Linked DNA regions of Homo sapiens: region 1 is linked to region 2. A link is a loop called in an ENCODE intact Hi-C map of the cell type or tissue named here. Cell type or tissue: PC-9. All regions are shown on one strand. Links, peaks and the distances in the headings refer to the core of each region. The heading gives the core; the rest is flanking DNA.

Region 1 (12,447 bases), core at 5,626-8,125, 190 kb after region 2:
CTCAGGGTGGGTAAATTGTGGGAAGGTGACTAGGAAATTGTGGCAAATAGGATTGTTTAGTAAGTGTTGTGATGCAGGTATGAATCCTTCTCCTCCTCCTGGTACAGAATGTGGAGGCACCTGTATAAATGGAAAGTAATGTCACCTTCACAAAGAAAAATGTACACTCTACTTTTAGGCAGGAAGGGAGAGGATAGAGTGTTCTTCCGGCATCTGCTGGTTCTCAGTAGGCTCCAGCTCAAAATATCCCACCAGCCAGAGTGGAGTATTTTGGGTGACATATTGTCATCCCCTCATGAGAAATGCTCTTTTCAACTCTGTGTTCAAGGCAAAGCCAGATGTTTTTAGTGCTTTGAAAGGAATTAAAAACGTTAGTTATGACCCCCAGCCATGGTGACTATAAGCTGTTGGAAACTAATTGTAACAAAGAAAACAATCGTTTCAATCAAACTGAATGGCAAAAAAAAGATAAGTGAATACGTGATTGCTATTTTTCATGTTAATTAGGTCAAGTTAGTCATTAAATATTGTATACATATATTAAAATGTCACAGTGTATATCATAAATATATACGTTTTGGTCAACTAAACCTTAAACTGAAAAGAAGATGGAATAGTTCAAAAACAACAATAGAATTTCCAAGTTAATTTATCAATTCCATATAATCTCTCTTAATTTCCTTTCTTATTTTTTAAGGGAAAAATTTTAATGTCTTTCTGTTTATATGTTTTAATTTTAATTATCACAATTTGGGAAAGCTTCAAAAGTTGAAGACTTTTGGTGTTCTATTTGTTAAGTTCTTTTATTGAAAGATTTTAAAATTAACTTTGACAAAATACGTACAAAATATACAGGATGATTCATTTACAAAATGATCAGTACCACTGTCATATACATAGGTTGAATTACAAAATACTGTCACAAAAGATCAAAGTTTTCCAAAATCCAGTTTAAGGTAAGCAGGAAAAAAATGTATAACAACATACTAAAGTTTGTTTTATTTTTATTCAACATTAATCACAAAAATTTTGTAATTCAGTTACTTTCTGTTTTTAAACATGAGGCAATTCAGTTTCTATTATTGGTGAAATCTGTAGCTTCTTTCCTCCAAATCAATGAAGACTTTCTTCTGAAAAACATAATATTATTTTAAGTTTAAAAGTATTTAAATTATATAACACTTTTTACTAAAATTTGAAAATTAGAAAAATGAAGATTAGAAAACAGAAACTAAAATTAAAATGATAAAAATCTTACCTCTCAAAGGAAAAAAATCTAATAATAATGAGTGAATTTTCTCATATATTAGTAAACCTGTATATAAATGGTTATCTAGGTTTTTTTCAAAAAAAGTTGTCTTAAACTTTTTAATATATGTGAATTAAAGTAGCATTTCCAAAATGATGTCATATATACAAAAAGGTACAACTTTACACAAAAGGTAACCTGAGGAAATAGGAAAGAAAAAGAAATCAACTGACGTTCCTCTGGTTTACTCCTGATGAGTCCTGGGCCTAAGTTTATATGATGAACATTGCTATATTTTGAATGTTTATGTCCCCTCAAAAGTCATATGTTGAAATTTTAACCCCCAACCCCACCAAAGCAATGAAATTAAGAGATGGGGCCTTTGGGGAGTGATGGGCCATGAGGGTGGAACACTGATGAATGGGATTAGTGTCCCTATAAAAGAGGCCCCAGGGAGCTGTCTTATCCCCTCCACCATGTGAGGACACAGTAAGAAGGTGCCATCTGTAAGCCAGGAAGTGAGCCCTCACTGGACACCAAATCTGCTGTCATCTCGCTCTTGGACTTCCCAGCCCCCAGAGCTTTGAGAAATGCACTTCTATTTATAAACTACCAATTTATGGCATTTTGTTATAGCAGCCCAAATAAACCAAAACAATATACACTTATAGCACGACCTACAATATGACTTGCTATTCCCTCTTTATCTGAATGAAACCTTATCCAGATTTAAAATTTGTAATTCACTGCACCATGTTCTGTCTCCAACTCAGCTTTATAAGCCATTGTGTGATTTTTCACAGGCCAATCCAAGACCTTTCAACTATGTCTTATTTGAAAGCAACTGTGGATTTCCAGATCCTCTAATTCTGGGAAGTGTGTGATTCTTCTTCTATGGTAGCCGTAGATGTCCACTTGCTGATTAGCTGGTGACAAGAGCTGGGCAGGCAAGACTGTGGAGACTTAAATAGTGCTTAAGTAATGAAGACTGCAGAGCAAATTTTCTTTCTCCAAAAAAAAGTTGCTTCATTGCATACATAAAATCCTTTCTCCTGGAAATGAGAAAAACAGGTGGCTGCAATTTATATGAGTTACATTGTGACCTCATTTTTGTAATTTACACTTTTTCTTCCTTAATGATAGCTTTTTTTTTTAAAACAGAACTGCTGATGGGTACTTATGTGGCATGATGGGTATTTATATGGCACGATTTTTCTGTGTCCATCTTCTTTTTTGCACTACTTTGAAAAGTTTTAATAAGAAATGTAAGCACTATCTACTGGAACCATAATGAACAAAGAACTAATGCACTTATTTTTGCTTAAAAAATGTAAATCCAAGTAGAGCACTTGTGGAAATCATGAACAAGAACCTTGTGACTCTACATGTTGGTTTTTTACAATTTTTGTCTGTCGAGTCCTGAGTTCTCATTACAGTATAAGATTCTTTTGCCCTATCAAAGGACATAAAATTCAGAAACTCTAAATAAAATAAAGACAAGTTAAGTGGTTCCTACTGGAGGCAGTTAATGCAAAATTAGATGAGTCGATAAAACTGAGTAATTATGATGAGAGTTGGTTTGTTTAATTTACTTTATTTTTTTGAGTAGTTTTAGGTTCATAGAAAAATTGAGAGGAAGATGGATGCTTTTTTGTATGTCCCCTACCCCCAACACATGCACAGATTACCCCATTTCTAACATCCCTCACCAGAGTGGTTCGTTTGTTAGAGTTGACAAACCTACATTGACACATCATTATCACCCAGCGTGCACAGTTGATGTTAGAGTTCACTCTTGGTGTTGCACATTTTATGGGTTTGGACAAATTTAAAATGACACGCCTTCATAGAGTGTCATGCACAATAGTTTTACTGCCCTAAAATTATCTATATTCTGCTTATTCACCCCTCTCACCCCCAATTCCTGGAAACCACTGAAGTTTTTACTGTCTTCACAGTTTTACCTTCTCCAGAACGTCGTATAATTGAAGTCACACAGTATGTAGCCACCTTTTCAGACTGGCTTCCTTAACTTAATAGTATGTTTCTAAGGCTCTTCCACATATTTTCATGGTTTAATAGTTCATTTCTTTTCAGCACTGATTAATATTGCCTGGTCAGGCTATACCACAGTTTATTTATCCATTCACTCACTAAATGGCATCTTGATTGATTCTAAATATTGACAATTATGAATAAAGCTGCTATAAACATCCATGTGCAGGTTTTTATGTGGAAATAAGTTTCCAGCTTTTTTGGGTAAATACCAAGGAGCATGATTGCTGGATTGTATAGTAAGAGTATGCTTAGTTTTCTAAGAGGCCCCAAACTCTCTTCCAAATAGAGTGTACCATTTGGCATTACCATGAATAACAAGAGGATTTGTTGCTTTACCTTCTCACTAGCATTTGGTTTTATCAGTGTTCTGGATATTGACAGTTCTAATAGCTGTGTAATAGATCTCTTTGTTGTTTTAATTTGCATTTCCCTGATGACATATGATGTAAAGGATCTTTTCTTATGCTCATTCCCCATCCATGTATTTTCTTTGGTGAGGTGTCTGTTATAGTCTTTGTCCCATTATTGTTGGAGAAAATTGCTTTTTTTGGTAACTTAATTTTCCATTATTATATTTTATCATACTTTTTCTTCTCTAGTTTTATTGATGTGCCTAAGTATCCTTGGCAACAAGTGTTCTGTAAAGGTCATAAGGACAAGATAAGGGTAAAATGAGAGCTTTATTAGCAGTTTTGTACTCATCAGTGGCTCATGCCTCCCTTCTCAGCATGTAACTCTTCATTTTGCACTGAGCAGTTTTGCACAGTTGTCAGTTTTAAGGTAGTTACATGAGCCAACACAGACATAACCAGCTTCACCACCATTATCACTGGAAGCAATTCTTTATTTTTATTTTTCCAACATTTATTTTAAGTTCAGGGGTACATGTGCAGGATGTGCAGGTTTGTTACATGGAGGTGTGCCATGGTGGTTTACTGCAGAGATCATTGCATCACCTAGGTATTAAGCCCAGCACCCATTCCTTCCTTATGAACTCTTTTTCTTCTGAGTTCTAACAGCCATCCTGGCTAAGACATCATAAAACATCAGACAAAGGAGACGCCGACTCCAGCAATAAAACACTTCCTGACAGTATTGAACACATTAATACACACCCAAACACACACACACACAAACACATACACATAGACACACACAAATACACATACATATATACATACACACAAATATATGTATATGCATCTACACACACGTACTTATATAAACACAGAGATATATACACATGCATGCACATATACATGTGTGCATTCACACACGTGCATTCACATGCATATATACACACATGCATACATATATACACATAATTATATATGTGCATACATATATACACATAAATAAATATACACATGCATACATACACACATACACAAGTGCACATACATATACATGTACACATATACACACAGATATACACACAGATATACACAATACACATACCTATATACACACAGTGCACATACCTATAGACAGACACATATGTGTACAAATGTTTACACACATACATGTATATACACATACCCATGCATATATATAAACACACATGTATACATACATATATACGCACTATATATAAATATAAACATACATACAAAATGTATACATACAAGTGTATATACACATACATATAGGCATATACATTTATGTAAGCATACAATACATACATACATATGTTATTTCTATACACATGCTATATGTACTCAATTATATAAGTACACATGTATGTATTTTCTCTACTTCCTTTGGATATTCTAAGAACAATATTGATCCACTCATCCATCACATATTTCCTGGGGGCTATCTATAAGCTGGCCATTTTGACAGATTGCATGATATGTTAGAAAAAAGGCAAAAACCTGCTCCTTCTGCCCCTTATATTCACTAGTGATTTAGTGCCACTGAACCTGAATGGACACGAGAGGAGCACGAAGCAGATGATGAGGGCTGTGAGATGGAAAGGAGAGATGCTCTTACTAACGATTGTGATTAATAATTGTTGACAGATAATGACAGTACTCATGATGATAATGATTGTTATTATCACCTGGAAGATTATTCAGCAAATAGTCCTTCTCCTCTCTGCTATTACAGGGGACAAAAGTGCTTTCTTTCCTAGTGATGTTGGGCATGGCCATAGACTGACTTTCGGCAGTGGGATGTGGGCAGAGGCAGCAGAGTGCCTCGTAAAAAAATATGTGACACGTCTGCCAGCCTCTTATGCTCCAGTGCTCCAGAAGGGATCTGAATGCAGGCTGTCATGGGCACCATCTTAGTATGTTTATTAAGCCCTTCCATGTGGGTCAGGAGGCTTAATAAACATACTAAGATGGTTATTTTGTAGGTTCTTGTGGTGAGAGAGCAACATTTCGTAAGGCCTCTTATTCTTCCAACCTGCCCTTCTCCATCTGCATGGAGACTGGGGAGAAGAATCCAGGAAATTTCCTTTTCTGACATCCCTGCAGCTCAGCAAGGCCCCTTGATGATGTGGCATTTGCTTATGATCTTGGGGGAAAGTCCATTTATCAGAGGTTATTAACCAGGAGTGCACTTTAATCAATCACAAATATTTATCTGCCACACACAGAGGACAGAGTAGCTAACTGACAGAAGAGTGTCTTGTCTCTATGGCACTTTTAATCTATAGGAGAGCATTTTCAAAACCCAAATGCCTGACTGTAGACTTTCTGTTTTGGTGGGTATGAATTTGACACTGTGCTTTTAAAAAATGACAACTGCCACAAAGCTTCTCATCACATTTTGATGGGCAGAAAACTGCTGAGCCCAAGTTATAAGTAACAGGTTTGCTTATTGGTAATAATAAAAATTATACATATTAAAAAATGTTGTCCCGCATATAATTCCTTCTTTTCAAATTATTCATAGAGGCAGGAGGCAGAGAAATTCTAGGCAGACGGGGGTGGATCCCCAGTGAAACCACGCCTTCAAGCCAAAAATACAAATAAAAAATCAGCCTGGAACCGCTGGCCCAACGTGAGATCTTCTATTCTTGTTTGCCCGCTCTCTCCCGATTGGTTCTTTCTGAATCACACCTTTTTACCAATCAAATGTAGCCTTTTCCAAAATTACCTACAGCCTGCCCCAATCCCATCCTGTGCCTAGGAAGACCCCAGACTCAGTCAGTAGTGGGAGAGATGGCTGGACCTGGAGAGAGATGGCCGGACCTTGAAGGAGATGGCGGGACTTCGGGGAAGATAACCTGCCCTTCCCATCCTCTCTCCAGCTCTCCTCTCTGCTGAGAGCAGTTTTCATTGCTCAGTTAAATTCTCCACTTTCACTATCCTTCAGTTGTCTGTGTGACCTCATTCTTCTTGAATGCAAGACAAGAGTTTGGGACTCACCAAGTGTGGGTACCCAAAAAGGCTGTCACACTGGCTCATTGCCCTCCCCGGCAGAGGACAGCTGACTCATGCAATGAGGCAAGGAGCCAACTGAGCTGCCAACACGCTGCCATCCAGAAACGGCAGAACTAAAAGAGCACCGTAACACCTCCTCTTGGGCTTCAGGGCCACAGGCATCCCCACCTAGGTGCCACCACAGGCCCTGCAGGACCAGCCAGCTGGACCCTGCACTTGCTCGCTCACGTGCTGCCTCCTGCAAGGGGGTGAGTGTGGCAGGCCAGCTAAACCACACATCCCTGTCACGGGTCCAGCAAAAAGGCCGAAGATATTTTTGTATTATTATGACCACCTGCTAAAACTGAAAGTTGCAGAATTCACTATGAAATGGTGAGTGATAAAGTTCTCATTTACGTGGATATGTTTTTTTGTTTCGTTTTTAATGAGACAGTCTCACTCTACCACCAAGGCTGCAGGGCAGTGGCACCACCATAGCTCACTATAGCTTTGACCTCCCTGGGCTCAGGTGATCCTCCTGGCTCAGCCTCCTTAGTGACCAGGACCACAGGTGTGCATCACCTCACCCACCTAATTTTTGCGTTTTTCATAAAGACAGGAGTCTCTCTATGTTGTCCAGGCTAGTCTCGAACTCCTGGGCTCAAGTGATCCATCCACCTTGGCCTCCCAGAGTGCTGACATTATAGGCATGAGCCACTACATCCAGCCTAGGTGGAATCATAATAATAGTTTTCTCCTACTAGGACATTTGATTATTTTCTTTAATATTCATTACCTAATGCCTACTAGACTTTCTGGTACAGAGAAAATAGTTAATATATATTTTTAAATAATTAAATTCGAAGTTAGCACCTACTCTAATTATTAGGATGGTGCAAAAGTAATTGTGGTTTTTGCAGTAATCTATAATTCGTTCATTCAGCAAGTATTTGTTGAGCACCGAAGCCCACTTAATACTGTGCACAAATACACTGTTCCCATCTTCTTGTGAGAACAGGAGATTGTCTGATTGGACTCCTTAGGTGCAAGCGTGTGGATGTTTGAGGTGGTAAAACTGGAAGCATTCTGTGCTTGCACTTGGCTTTTTACCTTTCTTCTTCTCTGCACTGTGGATCTGACAGCTTGTCTTAAGATTCACTCTTTATCATCCTGATTCCCTGAGTATCTCCGGGAACAGAGTCTCCTAACCCCATTAGTTCATGTTCGTCATTGAACATGATTGAAAATACTCTCTTGTTATTACAAGCCGCTGGTAATTTGATTTTGTTTAGCATAACCTGATCCACCCTGACTGACACAAGCCCCACTCTCTGTTAAATACTGTATTAGATGCACTAAACACACAAAGAACAAAACAGTCTCTACACTCAACGTACAGAAAAACCTAGTAAGTTGGCAGATGGATGGAGTGGCTACCCTCTTGCAAATATGAAATATGCAACACAGTATTGTTACCTGTAGTCACATCGTTTTACATTAGATGTCCAGAACCTATTCATCTTTCCGCAGTGAAACTTTGTACCCCCTGACTGAACCCTTACTGTCCCCTTCTCCCCACATCCTGGCAACCATCATTCTACTCTTTGCTTTTATGGGCTGGACTATTTAAATTCCACAGAGGAGTGAGTTCATGCACTATTTGTCTTTCTGTGTCTGGTTAATTTCACTCAGCATACGTCCTCCTGGTTCATCTATGTTGTTACAAGTGGCAGAATTTCCTTCTTTTTACAGGTTAATAGTATTCCCCTGTGTGGACACACCCACACAGACACACACACACACACACACACACACACAATGTTTTATTCATTCATCCATTGACAGAAATTTATAGTGTTTCTATTATAAAGATAATTATATTTCTATATGTTTATATTACCTATATTATATTGTTTATATATCTTGGCTATTTGTAAACAATGCACAAGTGACAGTGGGAGTGCAGCTGCGTCTTCAACATACTCATTTCATCCCTTTGGATACATACTTAGAGGTGGGATTGCTGGATCATAATGTGGTTTTTATACAGTGGATACCACCAGATGCTTGAGCTAACTCTTTTGAGTGCATGTTTTTGGTTTTTTGTTTGTTGTTTGTTTTTGTTTTTGTTTTTGTTTTGAGCAGGAGTCTTGCTCTGTCGCCCGGCCTGGAGTGCAGTGGCACGATCTCGGCTCACTGCAAGCTCTGCCCCCCTGGTTCACGCCATTCTCCTGCCTCAGCCTCCTGAGTAACTGGGACTGCAGGCGCCCGCCACCACGCCCAGCTAATTTTTTGTATTCTTTTTTTTTTCAGTAGAGACGGTGTTTCACCGTGTTAACCAGGATGGTCTCAATCTCCTGACCTCCTGATCTGCCCACCTCGGCCTCCCAAAATGCTGGGTTTACAGGCGTGAGCCACCGCGCCCGGCCGAGTGCATGTTTTTTTAAACAGGGTCTTTCTTTGTCACCCAGGCTGTAGTGCAGTGGTACACTCATAGCCTCAATCTCCCAGGCTCAAGCAGTTCTCCCACGTTAGCCTCTCAAGTAACCGGAACTAAAGGTATAGGCCATCATGCCTGGCTAATTTTTGTATTTTTTGTAGAGGCAGGATCCCCCTATGTTGCCCAGGCTGGTCTTGAACTCCTGGCCTCAAGAGATTCTCCTTCCTCAACTTCCTAAACTGCTGGGATTACAGACATGAGTCTCCTCGCCTGGCCTTTGAATGCATTTTTAAGGAGTGAATAATACAATTGTTATTTAATATCAACTTGTAATCTAAAGACAGTTTTGTAAGTGTAACAGATTATTGATTTGTATTTGCAAATTTTGTTTTTGGGTAAGAAATTGGGATATTAAACTTGACGACTTGACTCTAATGTAGATATTACACAAATACTTCTGACTTTGTTTTTCCTTTAAGGAATATAGAGCTTAAGTAAAATACTTATCTGAAAGTTATCACGTGGTTTTAGTTAAGCAAATAACTGTTTTTGTTCTTATTTTTAACAAAATAATCACATGTGGTAGCAGACAGGCTATTCCATTTCCTTGTTACACATTCTTTTATAAAGAGGGATTTCCAGCATTTAAAAGATGCTATATTGTCTTCAAAATAGCCTCTGAATTCCAATAACATTTTCCTGAATTTAGAGAAACAACCATTATTAATTTAGAAAACAAATTAAATTTTGCATTAACAATCACAATTTTTAAAAAAGCTATGGAGTATATAAGAGTGTGTGTATAGATGTAGAATGCAGATTTTATTCATGAAATAGCTTCTTTGCGTCTTTTAAAATAGAACATTTGACATGCGTGTCTGACTTTTGGGAATAAACTCAGAAAACACATCAGCTGCTCTTCTGCTCATGCAGTTTAATGTGTACATTTCAAAAGCATTGCCAATTATGAGGTTGAGTTGTACTCAGCTGATTTCTTAGGTTCCATAATTTTAAAATCATAGAATAAAGCATAGCGGTACCTATGTTGATAGTATGTGAAAAGGACACGTGATGAAAATAATTATTATATGATTATAATATGTTAATTCATTTCTAAAGGTTCTGAGTTTTGTGAACCATAGTTTGGAATAATATTTATTAGTTCTACCATTACCCTATAGCAGCTCCTAATGGGACACCCCAGAAATTGCAGCGGCACCATTTGAGATGATAGGTTTTCCATAATTATGAGATAAATCTTCTATGATTAAATTTAGTAAAATATGTTCATCCTAGGAAATTCCTGTTAGATGGTAATGCAGGTTTTTATTTGTTTAAGACAGAAAATACTATTTTAATATCAAATGTTAAACATAATTTTAGCAGTGGTCTAATAATTAATTCAGCATATATACATTAACCATGTACTTGACACTGGTGTACAATTGTAACAGAGATGAGATTTTCCCTTATAGCTATTCTTTTCTTCTCACTTGAATAGAATGTACAGTGCTTTGTCTGGCATCTCTCAAAAATAGATATTTCTGAGCCTCCATTGGAGCTCAGATCCAATGTGATCATTTGACTCAGTTGTGGCCAATGAGATGTGAATAAGAAATGATGTGTGTATCTCCTGGGACCTGGCCCTAAGAGGAAGGAGAAAGTCATCTTGATCCAGGTAGATAATGACAACAAACAAGTGATGGCTGAGTAACAAGTCACAAATAGCCTAGAACCCTGACAGTCACACAGAGGACAGTCTCCATACGTATTCAGATGGGTACTTGATAGAGAAATACATTATCTTTTATAAATAAATAAGACATTAAGTGTTCTCTTACTATACTCAAATCTACATGCAAACAGTGGGGAAAAAGTACAGTTTAATATTAATAGCAACAGCCTCTGTTAATTGAACAGTCTCATTCTCATTAGTGTATTTCACTCTCTTAACTACCTTATAAAGTAGTCGCTACTATCTTTCATCTATAGACAGTGTGAATGACATCACTAACAAATATATCCCAGGGTCAAGCCCAGGTTCATTTTCCTTTTCAGCTTTCTGTATTACAAAAGTGATTGTAAGTTTCATGTCAGAGGTCAGTTCTAACAGATTAATGGTAACTCCCCAAAGTCTTATGTTGAGAAGTCTTCTTTGGACACAAATGCTCTCAGGTTGGGAAGAAATTAATATGCTATGATTTATTGGGTGAGATTTCAATAGAATCTTGGCCCTCTTACAGCCATGTGCCATTTTTCGAAGAATACCTCTCTTTAAAAATAGAAAATCAGAAGACATTCCAGGGTGATAAGTTGAAACATGCATGTAGCAATTTTCTTTTCTTTTTTTAAATTTTTAATTTTTTTTTATTTTTGAGCCAGGGTCTAGCTCTGTCACCCAGGCTGGAATGCAGTGGCATGATCTCAGCTCACCGCAACCTCAGCCTTGTGGGTTCAAGACATTCTCCCGCCTCAGCTTCCTGAGTAGCTGGGACTACAGGCATGCACCGCCACACCCAGCTAATTTTTGTATTTTTAGTAGAGACTGGGTTTTGCCATATAGGCCAGGCTCGTCTGGAACTCTTGACCTCAAGTGATCTGCCTGCCTCTGCCTCCCAAAGTGTGGGATTACAGGTGTAAGCCATGGCACCCAGCCTGCAATTTTCATTTCTTAACGTGTCCTCACATACTCATGTCTTAATTAATGCCTAGTGCATCTGGACACTCCACAAAATATGACTTTCTTATTAACCTACAAAACAAGCAATACATATATTAATATCCCTACTTTAAAACTGTAGAGACTGAAAATTATAAAGGCTGAATTACCCAGTGAGTGGGCGGTAACATCTGAAATGGAACTCAGATTTTGCAACTAGGGTTCTAGACATGGCAGGGCCAAGGGAACACAGTAGAGCTTGAGGAACCAGATGGGTGGATGTTCCTATGAGATACAAGATAGCAGCTTTTCTCACTGCCAAGAGATTCAATGTAGAAAGAGATGAGGCAATTAGTGCTGAAGATGACCCTCAGCCTGGGAGCAGCAAAAAAGGAGTGCAGAGTCGAACAATAGTTCTGGCAGGAAAATGCCTTCTCTCTTCTCATTTATCCTCAAAAGGCCACCTGGGCAGACAGGTGGCATGATTGCTCTCCTTTTGCAAATGGGAAAAGTAAAGCAAATAAAGATGGAAGAATCTTCCTGAGTGCCTGCGTGATGAAGGTCAAAGGAGAAAGACGCTAGTGTCCTTGTTCGGCGTTTACCCCAGGAGCGCTGGATGACTTCTCTACACCACAAAGAATCAACTTTATTCACGAGTAGAGGCTATCCT
Region 2 (12,447 bases), core at 6,033-8,532:
TCCAGTGCTACAATAGAGGTCTGCATAGAGTGTTAGGAAACACAGAAGAGGTGGACTTAGCCAGCAAAGAGGTTCACAAAAAGTTTTCAGAAGAGATAATGACACTGGCAAAAGGAATGGAAGAGGAATTTCAGGTTGAAGATGTGTGAGCAAGAACAAACATTTGAAAAATTATAGTATGTAGGGACATGATTATCACATAAGTCACTTATGTGTTACTGTATGTCATAGACTATTTTAACTTTTCTTCCATGTGTTAAGTTGTTTAATTACATTTCGTTTGGTATCATGAGACTACTAAGTACAAGGGTAGGAACAGCATGAGGTCAGATTTAGTGGTACTAATCACAGGTAAAATTACACTTTATTGATGGGAAATATATGTGAAGTTAAACTTAGAAAACAATAAGCATTTGATTAAAGGGCTTCTAAGAACACACTTTTGTGGTATGTATATTGGGAAACAGGCTGTTATTTAAGTAGGATGTATTATACCTGGAATTTTAATCATATACCTCTTATCAAAGAGTGTACTTTCATTTTAGACTGGGATGACATATATTTTAAAGCTCAGAATCATTTTCAGAAATACTGTGGCTCATGTGATTAAAAGCTAAACTTGTATTCAAATTATTTTTTAGATTTTTAAAAAATAAGGTGTAGAATTGGAACCTTTGATAATACCTTTGACATATAAAGAATCCAAACAAATGAAAAAGAGACAAATGAACAAATAACAAGAATGGATAATTGACTAAAGAAGAAACATAAACAAGCACTACAGAAATGAAAGATGTTCAAGCTTACCAAAAATCAAATATGTGTGAATTTTGATGACAAAATTACTATACATTAGTTACATTAATACATATGTAGAAATACAATCATAGTAAAAAGTGTGAAATATATCAAGAGACCAACACCCACATATGCTGCTAGTGAGGTCCTGAGTTATTTCAAGTGTTTTCTAAGACATTTTTACAACACATATCAAAAACTTTGGAAAATAGATTACCTTTAACAGAAGTCTCAGTTATTGACATTTACCCTAAGGAATTAATCACATATTGTTTTCAAGAACTTCAGTTCAAATATTTTCACATCCACATTGTTTATAATAGTGTAAAATTGGGGATAACCTAAAGATCTAACAATAAATGGTATTTTAGTCACATGCTGCAAATTAGAAGGCCAAAAGATAATTATAGCCTGCAGACACTGTTTGTTTCTACAATTCAGTGATTTAAATTAAATTCGACTGGTTGCAAATACTTATATTTGCAAACACCCATCCCTCTACATTTTGTGTGTGTGGTAAGAGGCACCCGATTTTATGGAGTGAAGACTTCTCCCCTATTCTCAGTCCATGTGATTCAGGTGGTCTCTACGTCCAGACTCAGGGATGGATCATGGAACCCAGATATGACTAGTCAGATGGTTCCCACAGTCACAGATATTATCGCTGGATGGGCCCAGATTGGTCTAAGCAGAGTGAATCTGGGTATTTTTTTTCTGGAGCCACGAGAGAGAGATGATTTCTTTTCTGTTTAAAATGTTAAAAGTGGATGGTATGTCCTGAATCTATAAGGCTACATCAAATGGACTCACCCAGCCCAGCAGAAGATGGAATGAAGAGAGGGAGTAAAACTGAGTCACGAAGCCCAGGTTCTAGGCAAGCCTGAGGTGAGCCAGTTCAGACCCTGGTCTTTTCAGTGATGTGAGTCAACAAACAACAACCTCTAGTAGCTGTTTTTCCTTTTTCAGTTAAAACATGTGGAACTGGAATTTATGTTACTTGTGTCTGTAGAATGTTCGAACTGAGAGAGAGAAAACAAAACAAAATAAAAACATCCACCAGGGAACAAAATCCCCCCCCTCCCACCTTCATTACTTCTTTACAAAGCCACACTGAAGCCTGCTCTTCGTGGCAATTGGCACCAATGACGGCATTTTCAATTTCTTTTTAAATCTATTGACTTAGCTGACATTACAAAGATGGAGAAGACTGTAAGGGCAAGTCATTGCTGTAGTATTGCAGAAGAAGATCAGTGCATTTGGAATTTCTGAACCCCCAGAGATAATGATTCCAGCAGCCTGCAGAGATTTCTGAAATGCATAAATACAAACCTCAGCAAACCATGGCCCACACAAGAGGGAGGGGCCGAGGCTTCAGCGCACGGTTTTAACTGGAAATGAGCGGAGATAAATAGATTCTAGGGCCATGCCTTTATTTAAATAGAAGGATGATTTAGCCAGCCACGGTGACTCACGCCTGTAAGCCCAACGCTTTGGGAGACTGAGGTGGGCAGATCACTTGAGGTCAGGAGTTCGAGACCAGCCTGGCTGACATGGCAAAACCCCATCTCTACTAAAAGTACAAAAATTAGCTGGGTGGTGTGGCAGGTGCCTGTAATCCCGGCTACTCTGGAGGCTGAGGCCAGGAATTGCTTAAACACAGGAGGCAGAGGTTGCAGTGAGCCAAGATTGCACCACTGCACTCTGGCCTGGGTGACCGAGTGAGACTCCATTTCAAAAAAAAAATAATAATAATAATAGAGAAAAGTGATTTAGTAATATTGTATTAACAATTCACAAAAGGGCATTAGGAATACAGAGAAACTTTAATAATCGCCACAAAATACAGACAACTGGAGATAAAATGAGTGCATATGATGATCTATTAGGGATTTGCATTCTTTCACGTCTCTCTCTCTCTCTCTCCCTCTCTCTCTCTCTCTTTCCCTTCCATTCAGTAAAGACAACCATCTTAAGTAACACCTGGCTCTTATTGAGAAAAAAAAATCTGCCTATTTTCTGTATCATAAAACATTTAGTTAGTAAAGTTCAAGCAATTTTATCTGGTCCCCTTCAGAGAAAAAAGAATATGCTACTTACCTGCCCATAACTTCATCCTCTCTCTATTCTCTGCCTCTCCAGTAGGGCTGCTCTGTTCTGAGACCTTGGTGGTCAACAGCAGCCGGACATCCTATGCTAATTAGGTACAGCCCCCAGGACTGGCCATCCTTGGTTGGCTATGGAAACACTGACTCTATGAGCCTAGAGATTGGACTTTTCCCCAGAAAATAATAAAAACTGTATCTGTCTTTCCATATTTTATTTGTTCTTGTACATTGATCCGCCTCTGAGCTGAGGAAAGGGAAGCGGGAAGCTGCTTTTTTTTTTTTTCTTTGAAACTGTGTCTCACTCTGTCGCCAGGCTGGAGCGCAGTGACGCAATCTCGGCTCACTGCAACCTCTGCCTGCCAAGTTCAAACGATTCTCCCGCCGCAGCCTACTGAGTAGCTGGGATTACAGGCATGCACCACTACGCCCTGCTAATTTTTGTATTTTTAGTAGAGACAGGGTTTCACCATGTTGGCCAGGATGGTCTTGGTCTCCTGACCTTGTGATCCACCCGCCTCGGCCTTCCAAAGTGCTGGGATTACAGGCATGAGCCACCGCGCCCAGCAGGGAAGCTGCCTTTAATCACCTGTATTCCTAAATGGCTAAGATTAGATGAGGCCACCAACGTAGACTCATCCAGTTCCTTCACTCAACTTTGACTTCCATGAGGGCAGCATCAACACTTTAGACAGAAAAAGAGGTAGAAATGAATAGTAAACTTCACTTGTAGGAGAAACCTTTCTTATTTTCTCCTGTGACTCCAATGCTATTTTTAAAATAAAAAAGATAGATTTCATTTGAATTAAAATAAATAGATCCAAAGAATGCTTAGACCTGCAGCCAATGGCTCTTGGTGGGTCTGGTTCTCTGGATGAACATGCAGTAACTAATTTATTATTCCAGGAAATCCACTTCCCACCTTTGTTTCAGAAGCACAAATATTCTTTATTGTACTGTGTCGGGGTGCTGCAGTGGCTGTTGATGCTAACTTTTGCTTACTTGCAAATAAGTTTGTGTATGTTTTGTGCACACCAGGCATTTGAAGATTCAACCCTGTCACTAAAAGACAGCTTTTATTTTAACCCTGTTGTGAGCCTTTCAGGCCTTAGGTGCACAGAGGGTTTACCTGGAGGAAGTCATGGGGAAGGAGCTGGCCCCAGCTCTGAGGGCTCCTGTTTTTGTAGGTTCCTCACCAGCCTCCAGGGTTACAGCCTGAAGCCTGCCTGGCATCCTAGAGAGGCATAAACGCCTATAATGCCTCTCTAGTGGGCTCCTCTTAGACTCGGGGAAGATCTCGTTTCATGATGCTTGAGGAATCTCAGTTTTCCCTTGCTCTGTAATGAAGGCTTGGAAATGTTTCCTATTACATCACAAATCCCCGCTCTTCCTTAGTGAGCCTTTGATTCCTGAAGTAGCTCTTATGTGCCTGAAACCATGGAATGTCTTCTCATGCGACAATTAGAGAGAAAGGCTAGCATTTGTTTACTCTTTGTGCATGTAATTGTATTGCCAACCTTTCCTTAGAGTTGTATCTTGTTAATATTTTGTCAGTTGAATTTTGGCATCGTTCTCAGGTTTTGGCAGAATTGGAATAGTCATTAGCTAGCTGTCCCCATTCAAATAAGACTGCAGAAAAAGGAAGGAACAAATGTGAGTAAATCAAAGAGCTTTTCCTTTTCCCTGATTTTGTTGATTGCAATTCCCATATCTTGGTTCAGCTATCTCATTAGTGGATTCTGATGAAATTATTGAAGAAATTGAAGAGCTTTTGATACTCCTATACAGACCAATGAAAACAAGTCATTTGTAAGTAGTTTCTCAACACAGATTGCTGGATCCTTTAAAATCTGTGTTTCTCTTGCTCAGAGAGGAAACTGAGATCATCCCTCTCATTGTCATCAAGATAGAGCAGGCAGAGGGTGCCACCGACTCATCTGGGTGCCTTGACTGAAGTCCCAGAGGCCCCTCAGCCTCAGCGCACGTGCAGACCTGCAAGATTTCTCAGGGGGTTATTTCCTGATAGAACATCTTTCTCTTTCCAAGGCATTTCTTTGACTTATTCATAAATTTAACAGGTATCTACTGACTTCTGTCTGTGGCTTGGCCTTGTGCCCATCCCAGGGGTTAGAGTCAAAAGTCAGCCTCTATGCAGCCCTCATGGAAGTCAAAGTCCAGTGTAGGAGCTGGACGAGTCAAGGGTGGTGGCCTCTACTCCTTTTTTTGTATGGGGATGTTTTGCAAAAACAGCTGCTTTCAACATGTGCCCTGCCCAGAGAGCACCTGCACCATCTCATGCCAGTCCTAGGCAGGTAGCCTCTTTCTTGCATCTTCTATCTTCTCCCTCTACAACTCATCACCAACCTGGATGGAAGGGAGGGGAGACAAAGCAGGAGAAAAGAAGCCCCCTCTCTTCTCCCACAGCGTGTCCAGAGGGATAAGAGAGAGTCTGGGTATGCAGGTTGCTAACCCAGGATGGCTTATTTAAACAGTAAGCAAGAACATACACAAAAACAAACAAAATGAAAACTTTCATTGGACTTCTGTTGAAAATCCAGGAGACTATTATGTCTCAGAAGCCCACATTTCTATGGGGTGACCACTGGCTGGAGCTGTCGCCCCCTTAGACAGATCAGTTCCTCCTCCTGTCACTGCAGCCCACTCTGCTGCTCTGGGTTCTGTCATGAGCTGGATTGTGTGTGCTCATAATACGTATGTTCAACTTCTCACCTTCAGGACCTCAGAATATAACTGTATTTGAAGAGAGGGTCTTTAGAGAAGTGGTAATTTAATAAAAATGAGGTTGTTATGGCAGGTCCTAATCCAATCTGACTGGTGCCTTTATAAGAAATGGAGATTAGGCCAGACACGGTGGCTCACACCTGTAACCCTAGCAGTTTGGGAGGCTGAGGCCAGCGGATCACCTGAGGTCAGGAGTTTGAGACCAGCCTGGCCAATGTGGTGAAACCCCTATCTCTACTAAAAAAAAAAAAAAAAAGTAGCTGGATGTGATGACAGGTGCCTGTGAACTCTGGAAGCTGAGGCAGGAGAATCACTTGAACCTGGGAGGCGGAGATTGTAGTGAGCCAAGATTGCACCACTGCACATCAGACCGAGCAACAGAGTGAGACTCCATCACAAAAAACAAAAAAAGAAAAGAAAAGAAAAAGAAAAAAGAAAAAAAAAGGAGATTAGGATACAGACACTGAGTAGACTATGTGGGGACACAGGGAGAAGACGGCCACCTACAAGCCAAGGAGAGAGGCCTCAGAAGAAAGTCACCCTACAGACACCTTGATCTCAGACTTCCAGCCTCCAGAACTGTGAGGAAATGCATTTATGCTGTTTAAGCCACCCAGTCTGTGGAGCTTTGTTATGTCAGTTTGAGCAAATTAATATAAATTTCCATTGCTATGCCTCTTCCTTTTGACCCATGTATCTGATCTTCCTGGAGATTGTAGGCCATTTGGATGTGTGATTTTGATTTGAACTCATTTTTCATAGGTTTAATATACAAAGTTTTGCAATATGCAAGTGTAGTAGGGCTCCTAAAAATGTCCATAGGCTAGTCCCTGGAGCTGTTGAACATGTTATTTTGTAAAAGGGACTTTGCAGATGTGATTCAGTGCCTTGAATTGGGAGATCACCCAGGATTATCTGTGTGAGTCCTGTGTAATCATGTTTTCTAATAAGGAGAAGGACTGAGGGTCAGAGTCAGAGGAGAGGTGACCACAATAGCAGAGGTTAGAGTGTCAGGAGTGCTGGCAGAGGGACCTAAGGAAAGGACTGCAGGTGGCCTCTGGAAACTGGAAAACACAGCCAGGAGTACGCTCTCCCCTGGAGCCTCCGACAGGAACACAGAGCCAGGAGTAGATGCTCCCCTGGAGCCTCCAACAGGAACACAGCCCTGCTGATAGCTTGATTTCAGCCACACAGACTAATTTCTAGACTCTGACCTCTAAAAGTATAAGACAGCAAACTGATATTGTTTTAAGCCACCTTGCTTATTCATTTGTGAATATGGGCATCACTGACTCATCCCACTGGGATGTACACTGCCCAAGGCAGGAATCTTGCCTATCTTGTTTCATGCTGTGTCTGTGGCACCTAGAACAGTGCCTAGCACACACAATTACAAAAACAAAACAAAACAAAAACACAAAGTGCTCAGTAAAGTCCTGCTAAGCAAATGACTCATCCACATTTCCCAGCCATGGAGGAGTAGAGATGACACGCCCATCAGGCCATTCCACTCACTGGGAAACCCCCATGACTTGCACCTTTGCCTGAGGTTGGATGCAGAACCCTGTGGGCAGGAAGATAGACCGATGCTGTTGAGTGAATGATGATTAACTGAGTTCCATGTTTATGCATTTACAACACAGCAGGCTCTAAGTTAAGCATCTCTCATTTACTTCTCAGGACAGTCCTACAATACAGGTACTTTGATCATCCCCAGAGTGCCTAGGAGACAGGCTCACCAGTGAGGAGTGATGCAGCCCAGGACTCACAGTGGTGAGTAATATTCAAAATGCAAGCTGTTGCCTGCATATGGTCTGTGTGTGTCTCCATGACCGTGTTGTATATGGCAGCTGCTGTGGGGTAGAAACCCCCTAGTGGTTTTGGTGTCCTGAGAGCTGAGTTTAATATTCTACATCACTGCTGTGATACAGAGTCTGATTCCATTTTTAATGGTTGGCCCCTGACCCCTTTCAAGCCCCCACCCTCACCTGTCCTGGTAAGAAAGTCCAGCATCGCCTCCCTCAGCACTGTAGGGAGTTGAGCCATGCAAGCCAGGACTTGTGCACTGGAGCCCACCCCAGCCTGCCTCCCATTAGCAATCAGAGGCAAGGCTGCCCTCCCTCTATCCCCCACCCTCTATCCCCCACCCTCTATCCCCCTCCCTCTATCCCCTCCCTCTATCCCCTCCCTCTATCCCCCACCCTCTATCCCCCTCCCTCTATCCCCCACCCTCTATCCCCCACCCTCTATCCCCCACCCTCTATCCCCCCTCCCTCTATCCCCCACCCTCTGTCCCCCCCTCTATCCCCCACCCTCTATCCCCCACGCTCTATCCCCCTACCTCTATCACCCACCCTCTATCCCCCTCCCTCTATCCCCTCCCTCTATCCCCCTCCCTTTATCCCCCACCCTCTATCCCCCCTCCATCCCCCACCCTCTATCCCCCTCCCTCTATCCCCTACCCTCTATCCCCAACGCTCTATCCCCCTACCTCTATCCCCCTCCCTCTATCCCCCACCCTCTATCCCCCACCCTCTATCCCCACCCTCTATCCCCTCCATCCCCCACCCTCTATCCCCCTCCCTCTATCCCCCACCCTCTATCCCCCCTCCCTCTGTCCCCCCCTCTATCCCCTCCCTCTATCCCCCACCTTCTATCCCCCACCCTCTATCCCCCACCCTCTATCCCCCCACCCTCTATCTGCCACCCTCTATCCCCCTCCCTCTATCCTCCACCCTCTATCCTCCATGCTCTATCCCCCACCCTCTATCCCCCTCCCTCTATCCCCCACCCTCTATCCCCCTCCCTCTATCCCCCACCCTCTATCCCCCACCCTCTATCCCCCTCCCTCTATCCCCCACCCTCTATCCCCCTCCCTCTATCCCCCCACCCTCTATCCCCTCCCTCTATCCCCCACCCTCTATCCCCCTCCCTCTATCCCCCACCCTCTATCCCCCACCCTCTATCCCCCTTCCCTCTATCCCCCACCCTCTGTCCCCCCCTCTATCCCCCACCCTCTATCCCCCACACTCTATCCCCCTACCTCTATCCCCCACCCTCTATCCCCCTCCCTCTATCCCCTCCCTCTATCCCCCTCCCTCTATCCCCCACCCTCTATCCCCCTCCCTCTATCCCCTCCCTCTATCCCCCACCCTTTATCCCCTCCCTCTATCCCCCTCCATCCCCCACCCTCTATCCCCCTCCCTCTATCCCCCACCCTCTATCCCCCACCCTCTATCCCCCACCCTCTGTCCCCCCCTCTATCCCCCACCCTCTATCCCCCATGCTCTATCCCCCTACCTCTATCCCCCACCCTCTATCCCCCTCCCTCTATCCCCTCCCTCTATCCCCCACCCTTTATCCCCTCCCTCTATCCCCCTCCATCCCCCACCCTCTATCCCCCACCCTCTATCCCCCCTCCATCCCCCACCCTCTATCCCCCTCCCTCTATCCCCCTCCCTCTATCCCCTACCCTCTATCCCCAACGCTCTATCCCCCTACCTCTATCCCCCTCCCTCTATCCCCCACCCTCTATCCCCCTCCCTCTGTCCCCCCCTCTATCCCCTCCCTCTATCCCCCACCCTCTATCCCCCATGCTCTATCCCACACCCTCTATCCCCCCACCCTCTATCTGCCACCCTCTATCCCCCTCCCTCTATCCTCCACCCTCTATCCTCCATGCTCTATCCCCCACCCTCTATCCCCCTCCCTCTATCCCCCACCCTCTATCCCCCTCCCTCTATCCCCCACCCTCTATCCCCCTCCCTCTATCCCCCCACCCTCTATCCCCCTCCCTCTATCCCCCACCCTCTATCCTCCTCCCTCTATCCCCCTCCCTCTATCCCCCACCCTTTATCCCCCATGCTCTATCCCCCTACCTCTATCCCCCACCATCTATCCCCCTCCCTCTATCCCCCACCCTCTATCCCCCTCCACCCCCCACCCTCTATTCCCCTCCCTCTATCCCCCACCCTCTATCCCCCACCCTCTGCTCCACTCAAGCCATGGGCTCCATTGGTACTAGGAACAATCCTGCTGTCCCCAAAAGTCCCAGTTGTGACTAATAAACTGTTACATACATTTTATGTGCATTTTTGGATCAACAATCTCAACACTGGTCTCAGCATCCTAACCAATGTGTGGAGGGACTGGGGACAGGTAGGTCTTCCCTCCACCAGAAAACCACAAGTCAACTACTTAATATCTGAGTTACCTTGCAACGAGTGTCTCTAACCACACCTTACTTTCCTGGATCGTAAAATGGTGAGAATGAAATTCCCTACCACAGAAGCTCACAGGGAAAAACCCTCTTTGAAGCATTGCATATAGGGTATGTACTAGTGATGCTAATAGTGACGGCAGAGAAGAAACTCATATTTAGAATTTTATTTTTTTACTCCATGAAGCCATGGGAAACAGATGAGAACAATTTGGGCTCTTGCTAAATGAGGATGAAAAAGAACTAACTGTCCTGACATGTCACCATGGCTATGGTTATTTAGGTCCAGTCCTCACTGAAGGACTGATGAGTTATGCTGAACCTCCTTGAGGGCAGACAATCTACATAAATTACCTGGAATTATTCTACACAAGAGACTTGTTTCTTCTCTTCTATTGATTGATTTAAGCATTTATGTCAAGATGTCTCATGAATATTTTCTTTGTACTTTGGGTTACCCAAAAGTATTTTATTTATTTTGTTGCATGAATTTGTCTAGCACTGGCTGCTGAGAACGCTTTCAGTTTGTACCTTTGCATACCCCCAACAATGATTTTTTTTTTCTTTTGAGCACTTCCTTACGTTCTGGCACAACAAGATGCTCCAGCCTCATTTTACATATTCTCTGTCTCAGTCCTAGAATCAGTCATTTTCCCAGGAAACTGTGGTTCTTTTCATGGGAGAATGGTATTAAAAATCAACATCTGGATTCTGGGTAGGCTTGCTTCTAAATAGGTAGACCTTCTTTTCCTATAATGGAGTTACATCACACACGCATTGCATCAATTATGTGTGTGTGTGTGTGTTTGAAAAAGAGAGAGAGAGATCAGACAGTGCTGTGTATTGCTCTACTAAAGTAGCTCATGTGAGATGTACAGCAAATGCTTCCTCAACTTGTCAAGCCATTATAAAATAACTTATATATTAGTTTTCTATACTGTCTAAGATCTTACCGTAAATTTGGAGGCTTACAATTTATGAGCTCGTGGTTCTGGGGGCCAGAAGTCCAGGCAGACATGACGAGGTTCTCTGTTCAGTCTCACAAGGCCGACATCTAGGTATTGACCTGATGGGGCTCTTTTAATCTTTTTTTTTTTATTTTAAGTTTTCTCAGTCATCTCTGTGTCTCTCTCTGGTAATGGTCCAGGACTTATGTCTATGTATTATGTGACAGCTTAGACAGTGCTGAGGATTCAGTCTTTGCCCTGATGAGAAAGCATATACCTCCTGGGCTTTCTTGCAGTCATTTCTTGCCCATTTTTCTTATGAAAAATATTTGGCTGCTCCAGTCACTGCACTTGATGAGATTAAAGTCTGTAGCTGTCTCAGGCGCAACTAGCTAAAAACACATCATGACATCTTTCTCCAAAGCCATTTTTAGAACAAATTATTGAAGCCTTGGCACCCCTCCATGACATTCCCTGGGAAAGACAGCAGGACTCTGTTTCTGTCCTGGGACATACCAGGTAAAGGCTCAGGATTGTTGAGGGAAGATAGAAGGCTGAAAGCGGGACCCTTCTCAGCGACACACACTCCCATATTTCCGTGTCTTATTTCCCTTTTAACTGCCCTTCCTTTGTGAAGCAATAAAGACCCCCTGGTCTTAATGGAATGAGAGAAGGATAACCTTATGGGCTTTAGTGCCACAAAATGCATTAGTTGTCATGTCAAAATGAAATCCCCTATAATGAGCAGAGAGAAACCCAGAAGTGAATATTGATGTGATGTATAGGCAAGGAAGGCTTCTGTATCATACAAGCTAAAGAATAAACCATAAAAAATAACTTAGCTACAAAACAGTTTAAAATATCTGTTTATCACATTAGACCAAAATCAAAACTAAAATTTAAATGACATGTTGGGAAAACTATTTTCAAACTTTTTAACAAAGAACGAGTATGCTTAAGACAGGGAATCTATAAATTAATCAAGGTAAAAGCAAATGCATCAAATAAATAGATAAAGGACATTAACAGGCAAGTCAAAATGGAAAAAGTAAGGCAGTAAATATTTGAGAAAAAATACTTAGTTTCATTAGTACTATAATGAATATAAAATAGGAAAGAAGAATAGTTATTGTTCTGTTGATCAAATTAGAAAGTGGCTTTTAATCCAACTCTCCTTGCTTCAGGTTGTGTTGAATTGGGCACTTTATGAGTAGTACTGTATATGAATATCACCTTTCTTAAGGACACATTGGGAATTAGAATTGAAAGGCTTGTAAGTGAATATGCCGTCTGACTCAGCAACTTCAGTGTTGGACACTTACTTGAAGCAAATTATCAGAGCCCCACAACAAGGATAGAGGCTACCAGGGAGACAGTGAGTTCCCATTTCAGAAAATGTGCAAGCATGAGGGGCGATTGATGAGGCTATTGATGATACCGGGAGAGGGTTGGGTTAGATTAATCAATAGTAAGGTCATTCCAAGTTTTAAATTTTATGACAACCACTCTGTTGTCAGAACAAAGTGTTTGGAGGACCATAAAGATATTGAAAGCCTTAAATTATTATTATAGTTAAAATAGCAGCACAATTGCTATGTGCCAGGCATTGTTTGAAGCACTTCACAGGTATTTGCTTATG

What was found. A loop is a pair of places that touch in the nucleus more often than their neighbours do. Peaks named below come from ENCODE experiments on the same cell type or tissue, not always from the same donor. Only the 100,000 strongest peaks of a DNase experiment are listed, where the experiment ranks them.
Region 1: it touches region 2 in a loop (12-fold over the local background); 1 of 110 quality-filtered maps calls a loop at or near these places.

What each region holds. Positions count from the first base shown.
Region 1 is chr12:126,931,044-126,943,490 of GRCh38, reverse strand. All of the region lies in intron 4 of LINC02405 (long intergenic non-protein coding RNA 2405), which reads left to right. Among named protein-coding and RNA genes, the nearest start is that of LINC02372, 63 kb to the right of the region's middle. In PC-9, for the core only: no CTCF peak of the experiment used is centred there; a DNase peak (open chromatin) is centred at 6,750.
Region 2 is chr12:127,120,707-127,133,153 of GRCh38, reverse strand. The region is part of intron 2 of LOC107984449; the gene reads right to left. Among named protein-coding and RNA genes, the nearest start is that of LINC02405, 67 kb to the right of the region's middle. RefSeq lists enhancers at 7,214-7,283, 6,149-7,348. In PC-9, for the core only: no CTCF peak of the experiment used is centred there; a DNase peak (open chromatin) is centred at 7,033; H3K4me3 peaks cover 610 bases; H3K27ac peaks cover 1,805 bases.